2 separate regions of the Homo sapiens genome follow, and region 2 is linked to region 1. A link is an interaction called in ENCODE POLR2A ChIA-PET data of the cell type or tissue named here. Cell type or tissue: Caco-2. All regions are shown on one strand. Region 1 has its middle 98 kb from the start of PODXL. Region 2 has its middle 47 kb from the start of PODXL.

Evidence for each region. ChIA-PET counts read pairs that join two places held together with the same protein. Peaks named below come from ENCODE experiments on the same cell type or tissue, not always from the same donor. Only the 100,000 strongest peaks of a DNase experiment are listed, where the experiment ranks them.
Region 2: POLR2A ChIA-PET joins it to region 1 with 10 read pairs; 8 of 35 experiments call an interaction of 5 or more read pairs at or near these places.

Annotation. Positions count from the first base shown.
Region 1 is chr7:131,652,467-131,656,466 of GRCh38, forward strand. No RefSeq gene overlaps it. Among named protein-coding and RNA genes, the nearest start is that of PODXL, 98 kb to the left of the region's middle. RefSeq lists enhancers at 1-533, 3,614-4,000 and silencers at 2,224-2,518, 2,264-2,558. In Caco-2, a CTCF peak has its summit at 2,407 (motif pointing left); DNase peaks (open chromatin) are centred at 665, 1,015, 1,335 and 2,345; H3K4me3 peaks cover 1,349 bases.
Region 2 is chr7:131,601,319-131,605,318 of GRCh38, forward strand. No RefSeq gene overlaps it. Among named protein-coding and RNA genes, the nearest start is that of PODXL, 47 kb to the left of the region's middle. RefSeq lists an enhancer at 3,332-4,000. In Caco-2, no CTCF peak of the experiment used is centred here; DNase peaks (open chromatin) are centred at 1,153 and 1,843.

The DNA.
Region 1 (4,000 bases):
GTGTGGGAAGTCAGGAAGGCCCCCGGGGGCTGAAAACAGAGTTTGACCTGAAAGAGGCCTGAGCCCCAGGACCTGCACTGTGTCTGAGTTAATTGTCCCCACCCTCTGCCTGTCCCTTGTCTTAGGTGTTCAGTCCTAATTACTGCCTTTTTTTTTTTTTGAGGCGGAGTCTCGCCCTGTCGCCCAGGCTGGAGTGCAGTGGCATGATCTCGGCTCACTGCAACTTCTGCCTCCCAGGTTCAAGCGATTCTACTGCCCCAGCATCCCGATTAGCTGGGATTACAAGTGCGTGCCACCACGCCCAGCTAATTTTTTGTATCTTTAGTAGAGACAGGTTTTCACCATGTTGGCCAGGCTGGTCCCAAACTCCTGACCTCGTGATCCTTCCTGCCTCGGCCTCCCAAAGTGCTGGGATTACAGGTGTGAGCCACGGCACCCAGCCTTAATTACTGCTTCTTAACATCCCTACAGGAGCCACCTGAAGGTGCTATGGATGCAGGTGAAGAAATGACATCCAGGCAGGGCTTATGCAGATGCCTCTTGCCTCCAAAAGGAGGATTGGGTCCCTCTGCTGTACTTAAAACAACTTGAAGCTGGGAATTGTGGAGGGGGGGAGGGGGGGAGGGGGCCTCAGTCCCACAGAGACCTAGCTCCCATTTCGTGTGGCCAGGGTGTTGAGAACCTTTGTCCCTGGAGCCCCTGTGCTGAGTCATAAACACATGGGACAAATTCCAGCAGTAAACGACCATTCACTAAGTTGCAAGTGACTTTCTCAGTCTTCTTTGCTTTTGTGCAGAGAAGACTGAGAATTCAGCCCTAGAGAATTCAGCTCTGGTTGTGAGTGCCTCTTTTCCAGGGCAGAGACTTCTGGAAAAGCAGATGGAGCCTTGTGGAATGGGGCTCTCTGCCTCATCTGGGGAGTGACTCTCGATTCCCCTCACCTGTCCCTCCCATCACACCTGGGCTTCTTTGCGGTGACAGGTGTGTGTCTGGAGAGGGAGTAGAGTGGAACGCAGGTTTGGTTGTGGGATGTGGGGGTCGCAGAGGTGCACCCTGGGATCTGAAGGCTGGCCTCTGTCCTCCCATCTGGACGGGCAAGGAGCTCAGCCTCCCAGACTCTGCTTTCTGACTCATCTAATGGCAGTCCTCATAATTTCCTCCTAGGATGGTTGAGACGGTCAAAAGGAAAGCAGGTGGGAAAACTCCTGGCGAAGCAGAAAGTGTTCCGCTGTGGGGAGGTTTTATTTTTCCCTCATGAGGAGTGGACGGTGGAGATGGGGGGACAGTGGGAGGGAAAGGCCTGGGCAGGCGTGTTTGGGAAAAGATGATGAAGGGCACTTTGGAATTTGTAGATACCAGGAGACTAAGGGGAGGAGTGCTGTGGGGGGTCATTTGGGGTTGGAGGCTGAATAAGCAGGGTGTGGAGTGGGGCAGAAGAATCCAGCATCTCCCAAAGTGGAGGGATAGTGAGCAGTTGCTGCGTGTGTGGGGTGTGTGTGTGTGTGATGTGTTTTGTGTGTGCTGTATGTGTTTGTTGTGGTGTATGTTGTGTGTGCTGTGTGTGGGTGCTGTATTGTATATGTAGGGTGTGTATGCTGTGTGTTGTGTGTGTGGTGTGATGTGTGTGTGTTGTGGTATGTGTTGTAGTGGTATGTGTTGTGGGGGTGTGTATTTGTGTGTGTGTTGTGTGACGTGTGTGTAGGGTTTATGTGTTGCATTATGTGTTGTGTGTATGTTGCGTGTGTTGTGTGTTGTCTGGTACATTGTATTGTGGGTGTGTGTTGTAGGGATGTGTGTGTTGTGTGTTATGTTGTGTGGGTATGTGTGGTGAGTTGTCCATTGTGTGTTGTGTTGGGTGTGTGATGTGTGTTGTGTGGTATGTTGTACTGTGTGTGTGTGTTGTGGGGTATGTGTTGTATGGATGTGTGGTGAGTTGTGTGGTAAATTGTGTTGTAGGGGTGTGTGTTGTAGGGGTGTGTATTGGGGTGTGTATGTGTGGTGTGTGTTATGTGATATGTGCATTGTGTTGTGGGGTGTGTGTCGTAGGGGTGTTTGTGGTGTGTGTTGGGGTGTATATGTGTGGTTTGTGTTGTGGGTATGTGTGTGTAGCTGATGTTGGGATGCATTGTGTGTTTTGTGGGTGTGGTATGTTTTGTGTGTTGTGTTGTGGGTGTGTATTATAGGGGTGTGTGTGTTGTGTGTTGGGGTGTGTGTGGCGTGCCTTGTGTGGTATGTGGTACATTGTGTTGTGGGGTATGTGTTGTAGGGGTGTGTGTGGTGTGTGTTGTGCGGTGTCCTCCTGGGCATGTTCCCACCTTGGCAGTGCTGTCTCTGCCTGGGCCGCCCTTTGGGCAGCTGCTCCTGAGCCCTGCCTGGCTTAGTTGGCCTGTGCCCGCCACCTGGTGGCCGAGAGTGGAAGGGCAACCGGGCGTCTCACCACGGCCGTGGCTTGGGCGCATCCTCTTTTGAGAATAGGTCCTTGTTCCCCTCTTTGCTTGTGTCTCTTCTCCTCAGCGTCTTGCCTCTACCTCCTTCTCTCAGCTCTGTACCAAGGGGGTCGGATTTCAGGTTTCCCTAAACGTCTCAGCGTGAATGGGAGTGAAGTCTCCAAGGCTGCCTGCCTCCCAGGGCAGTCGTGAGGATGACATGGCTGAGGAGGGGGCTGTGACAGGATGTGGCAGCTCACAGGCTCCTCAGGCATGACAGGAGAGGTACAGGATGAGCTTGCAACCCCCTCAGAATCAGGTGGCTATTGTGGAGCAGCCCCTCCAGGATCCCAGCACAGGTTCCGTCCCTGCCAGTTTACGGGAAAGGTGGCCAGGTGTCAGCGGTCAGGCATTTCTACTCCACGTAACACCCACCTGCTGTGTATTTTCTATTAAGGATTTTCAAAAAAAACAAGGGAATTATTTGAGACGCATAAAGTTACATTGTGTGGATTTACTAAGCAATTAAAGCAAATGCTGTGAGTAATTGCAGATGTGCTGTCCAGGTATTGTTCTAGTTTTAACTACTGATCCCTTCTCCCTAAAGAACAGGCCCTGGTCCTTTAGACAGAGCTGCCTGGGCTGATAGCTCTGCCCTAAGTGCGCGATGATTCCTTCATTCATTTGTACATTTGGTTACTGATGTAACAAGTATTCATTAAATCCGCAGCACGTGCCTGGCACTGTGCTACATACTGGGGACAAAAAAGATGAACAAACACATCCTGCCCTCCAGGGTCCTGACTACAGCTAAGAGGCCACATCAAGATAAATGCAACAAGCCTGCATCAGGGGGCTTCACCTGAGCCAAGGCTGTTGTCCCCAAAGCGTCTGACATGGGGGCCTTTAAGAGTTAGTGTTTCAGGAATACACACACCGGTCTTTTCAGACTCATCTGTGTGAAACTCACATTCTGATGCTCTGAGATTCTGATGCAATCGGTCTATGAAGCTCCCGGAAGCCAGGTGTGTAGCCCCTTTTCTAGAACATGACTGGGATAGGAGAGTGGAGACAGGGCAGGGGATTTCAAGGCGACAGGCTGGTGCTGCCTGGGGAAGAGGGGCTCTTAGAGCAGCCAGGCACCTCTGCTGATTGGCCTGGACCTAGGAGGCCAGGGCCCCATGCTCTGTGCTGTGGGCTCCCACCAGGTAGCAGCGGCCCCCACAGAGAGAGTGCGGCCTGCCAGTGGCAGCTTCGCTGTCTGGCACAAAGTAAGTGAGGGTTTAATGACATTGCCATGATGTCTTTCTTTTCTTGGGTTCCTGCTGCCTGCACCTGGCTGAAATACAGCGGGGTGGGCTGAGGCTTCTGTGTTCTCTTGGAGTTGATGGTCACAGCTCCTTGATCTGACTGGCCTGGCTTGACTGGATCACAGAAAAAGCTGCTTATTCACCTAAACAGGCCAATGTCACCAGCAAGACTGACTTGGGATACAAAGCAACTCTGTATCTATGGCTTATTTCCAAAAGGATGTTCTATAAACATTAACTCTATGTAATTTATAATATTAATAA
Region 2 (4,000 bases), 51 kb before region 1:
ACCAACGGTGTTTCTCAACCCCGTCTCTACTAAAAATACAAAATTAGCCAGGCATGGTGGTGCATGACTGTAAGCTCAGCTACTTGGGAGGCTGAGGCAGGAGAATCTCTTGAACCTAGGAGGCGGAGGTTGCAGTGAGCCAAGATCACACCATTGCACTCCAGCCTGGGCAACAAGAGCGAAACTCCGTCTCAAAAAAAAAAAAAAAACAAAAACAAAAAAAACAAGAAAAAAAAGAAAATAGCCAACAGGGCTATTGGCTATTGAGGGCTGGCTTCCCAGCGATCCAGGGAAATTCACCCAAGCAGGAAGAGCAGAAATGAGCCAAGTGCTGGCCTTTTGGAGGATGGATGTGATTTGAGGGTTTAGGGGTCAAGGAAGAGCTTTCCCCTTGGCCCTATGAAGGTTTCCTGAAAATCACTGACATGAGGCAGATTAACAGGAGAAAAGACATACACATTTATTTAACATATAGACACACGAGCCCGCAGCTTGAAGACCCCCCTCGCCCAGTGAGGTTCAAAAGCTTGTATTCCAACCTGGCAAAACAGGTTATGGACGGGGGAGAACAGGAATTTTGTTGGGGGGATTACTGGGGAGAATGAATGGATCAGGGAACAGAGATTAACCAGAAATAGTTCTCTTTGACAGCGAAAACGTCTGTTCAGGTGTGGTTACATTCTTGGTCTTACAGAGAGGGAAAGAAGAAACAATTGTCTGGATCTCAGGCACATAAAGGAACTTCAGCTTCTTTGGGAGAGACAGTGGGGGTGGAGGAAAGGTCAGAGAGACCTTGAGGCTTCTACAGTTCGGCATGTCGCCTCGCCATAATTTGGGGTATCAGTTTCTGAGCCCCCAAAATGCAAGAAGGTGTTTCAGGAACCCATCCAGGCACCATTTAACAGGATTTATCAGTAACCCAATGTGTCCTGTGGCACCTGCTAGGTAGGGGTGCAGAGAAGCACTGTGACAGAGCCTGGGGCTGTACAGCCTTGTACCTGCAGCTTCTCATTCTGGGGAGAGGACTGAGCCTCCTCTGCTTTGCGGCCTCATAGCTCCATCCCTCCCGTCCCTGCTTGCCTTCCAGGGCCATTCTCTGCTTTTCTTCCAGGGCCATTCTGCTTCTCTGCCAACCACCACATGGGTCCCCCTGGGCATTGGCTGCAGGAGAACCTGATTGGCTCAGGTAATCACCAGCTCTTGGACACTGGCCAACCAATAGAGCGGCAGCATCCAGGTCAGGTGCCCACCCTTGGTCCAATCAGCTGTGGCCCAACTGCCGTAGGGCCCATGGTGCAGGTGGTGTTTTTAAAGGGGGCTGCAGGTGAGCCAGGTCTTGCGGTGTCAACTACACGAAAAAAGCGACCCTTTCAGAAGAATTCTAATGAGAGAGCCATGTCGTCTACCCGGGACGTGTGATTGAATTTTTGTGGTGCGATGGGGTATGGGATAAAATCTCTCTTGTGTCATCCTGTGGAGACTTGGTGAAAGGCTCATCACCCACACATCCTCCTGGCATTGGACTTGTGTTTTGGAGGGAGTTTGGCTGTGCTGACTCAGGCTTCCCGGGAAGGCACAGGTTTAGAAAAGAGGCTGCTCCTGGGGGCCAAGCCACCACTGGTTACCTACAGAAAAACTTGAAATTTGGCAGTGAATGGAAAGGGAAAGTGGGCTGACTCTATTGGAGTAACAGGAGCATCTGTGTACAGACGCAGAGAGACCTGTGCGGATGGAGAGACAAACACGCCAACACATGCCTAGACAAACAGTGCGGGGCAGAGAGAGAGGCTCTGAGAGCCACAGAGAGCCACATGCAGGGAGATAAGCACAGAGCCAGAGAGATAGAGACTCAGACACAGAGATAAACACTCATATGAAGCAACACACCCAGTGGCACACTCATTCACCCAAGCAAGCAGAGGGCTGTAGGGAGCTTGCAGCTCAAGTGGAGCCAGGCTACTGGAAGTGAACATTGCATTGTCCCTTGATGTGGGAAGCTGAAGCCGTCTACTACAAAAAGGAAAAGGCCATTTTCCCAAAGATCAGGATTTCATTGTAAAGGAGTTGCTGGGCTCATCTCAAGAAAGGAGGGGCTGACACAAGTCAATATAATCCATTTTCAGAGGAAACTGTGTTTTCTAAATTTGAATCAGTATAATCCATTTTATTTCCCTCTCTCTCTTTTTTTTTTTTTTTTTTTTTTTTGAGATGGAGTGTTGCTCTGTCACCCAGGCTGGAGTGCAGTGGCAGGATCTCGGCTCACTGTAACCTCTGCCTCCCGGGTTCAAGCGAATCTCCTGCTTCAGCCTCCCGAGTAGCTGGGACTACAGGCATGTGCCACCACGCCCGGATGATTTTTGTATTTTTAATAGAGACAGGGTCTTGCCATGTTGGCCAGGCTGGTCTCAAACTCCTGACCTCAGCTGATCCACCCATCTCGGCCTCCCAAAGTGCTGGGATTACAGGCGTGAGCCACCGCGCCTGGCCAGTATAATCCATTTTCATAGGAAAATGTGTTTTCTAAATTTGAAAAGCAAAAGCCAAACAAACAAACAAAAAAAGCAATAGAAATACTTTTGGAGAAGTTGCCAAAATGCAGACAAATTCTAAGCATCTGTTTAGGCTGTGGTTCCAGAAGTCAGAAAGGAACCCCCTCAGGGAACACTGGGGCAGCGGCCCTGAGAGGGTTATCTTTACAGTGCTATGACACTGGTCAGAGCCTGGAGAAATGGCCAGTCTAATCAGGGCCCACATTGTACAGAGAGATGGCTATTGTCTGTCTGTGGTTTGCACTGTGTAGCCACCCACAGGAGGGTTGAGCCGCAAAGGAATTGGATACTTACTGTGTTCCAGCCATAGCCAGGCCTCAGGGGCAGGGCCACTACCTGAACAGCTGAAGAAGAAAATGGATGAGTTGTCCTGCAGTAAGATGTGGAGCTCTGGGAGGCTGAGGTGGGAGAATTGCTTGAGCCTGGGAAGTGGAGGCTGCAGTGAGCTAAGATTGTGACACTGCACTCCAGCCTGGGTGACAGAGCAAGAAAAAAAAAAAAAGTGGAGCTCACACTTGAGCCTTAGGCTGCCATGTCTGGAAGGAATCTTAGAAGTTTTCCAGTCCAACCTTTTCCTTTTTTGCTGGAGAAAGCTGAAGCTGAGAGGCTAAGTGATTCCCCTGAGGTCCTGCAGTAAGTTAATGATGCCCTGGCAGATTCATTTACTAAAGGCTGGTGCCCCTCAACCTAGGCCAGCTTTTCCCCTTGGAGGGGGATCAGTTCTGTGGGTGGGGACAAAACCTGATGATAGGTACAAGGATCTCTAAGAGGGGCTGCTGAGAGGGTACTGGAGAACTGTTAAAGAAATATGTGCTCCATTTTCTATAAGATCTCTCCTTTGGGCCCTTGATAAAGACTTTATTTTGGTCACAAAAGGGACAGGGTGGCTCAGGCAACCCCTTTCTCAGTCGTAGAAAAACAATGGAAGGAAGACATAAGTCCTGCAGAGTATAGGTGATCTGGAGTCCCAGAATCAGGAAGACAGTGAGAAGAGACAGTCAAAGGATGGTATTCATGGGCAGCCTCCTAGATTCCCTCCTCCCCCATTTGCTTATGAATCACCGGTTGCTTGTTGATTTGGATGCAAAGTGGCATCTGGTGGGAGAGGGATGAGCAATTCATCTGGGAATGAAATGATAGGGATCTCAGATTGGTAACAGAGATCCTCCTTCACAACTGCAAAAGGCTTGCTGGACAGAGAGGTATGTGGAAATCTGAAATTTCCGGCTGAGGTTAGCTTCTGGCTAACCTCCTGATGGGACTTATCCATGGTGTCCCTGCCTCTTATTCATGTTCCTACACTGAAAACACCATGACTATCACCATTGGTGACCTCACTGCTCCCGGGATGCGAAGTCAGAGGATGCAGCCAAACTCTTCTCCACGTCGGGAGAAGTGCGGCTTCTAAGTTCACGGTGGTTTGCCTGAGGTCCTGCAGAGTCCTCAGAACC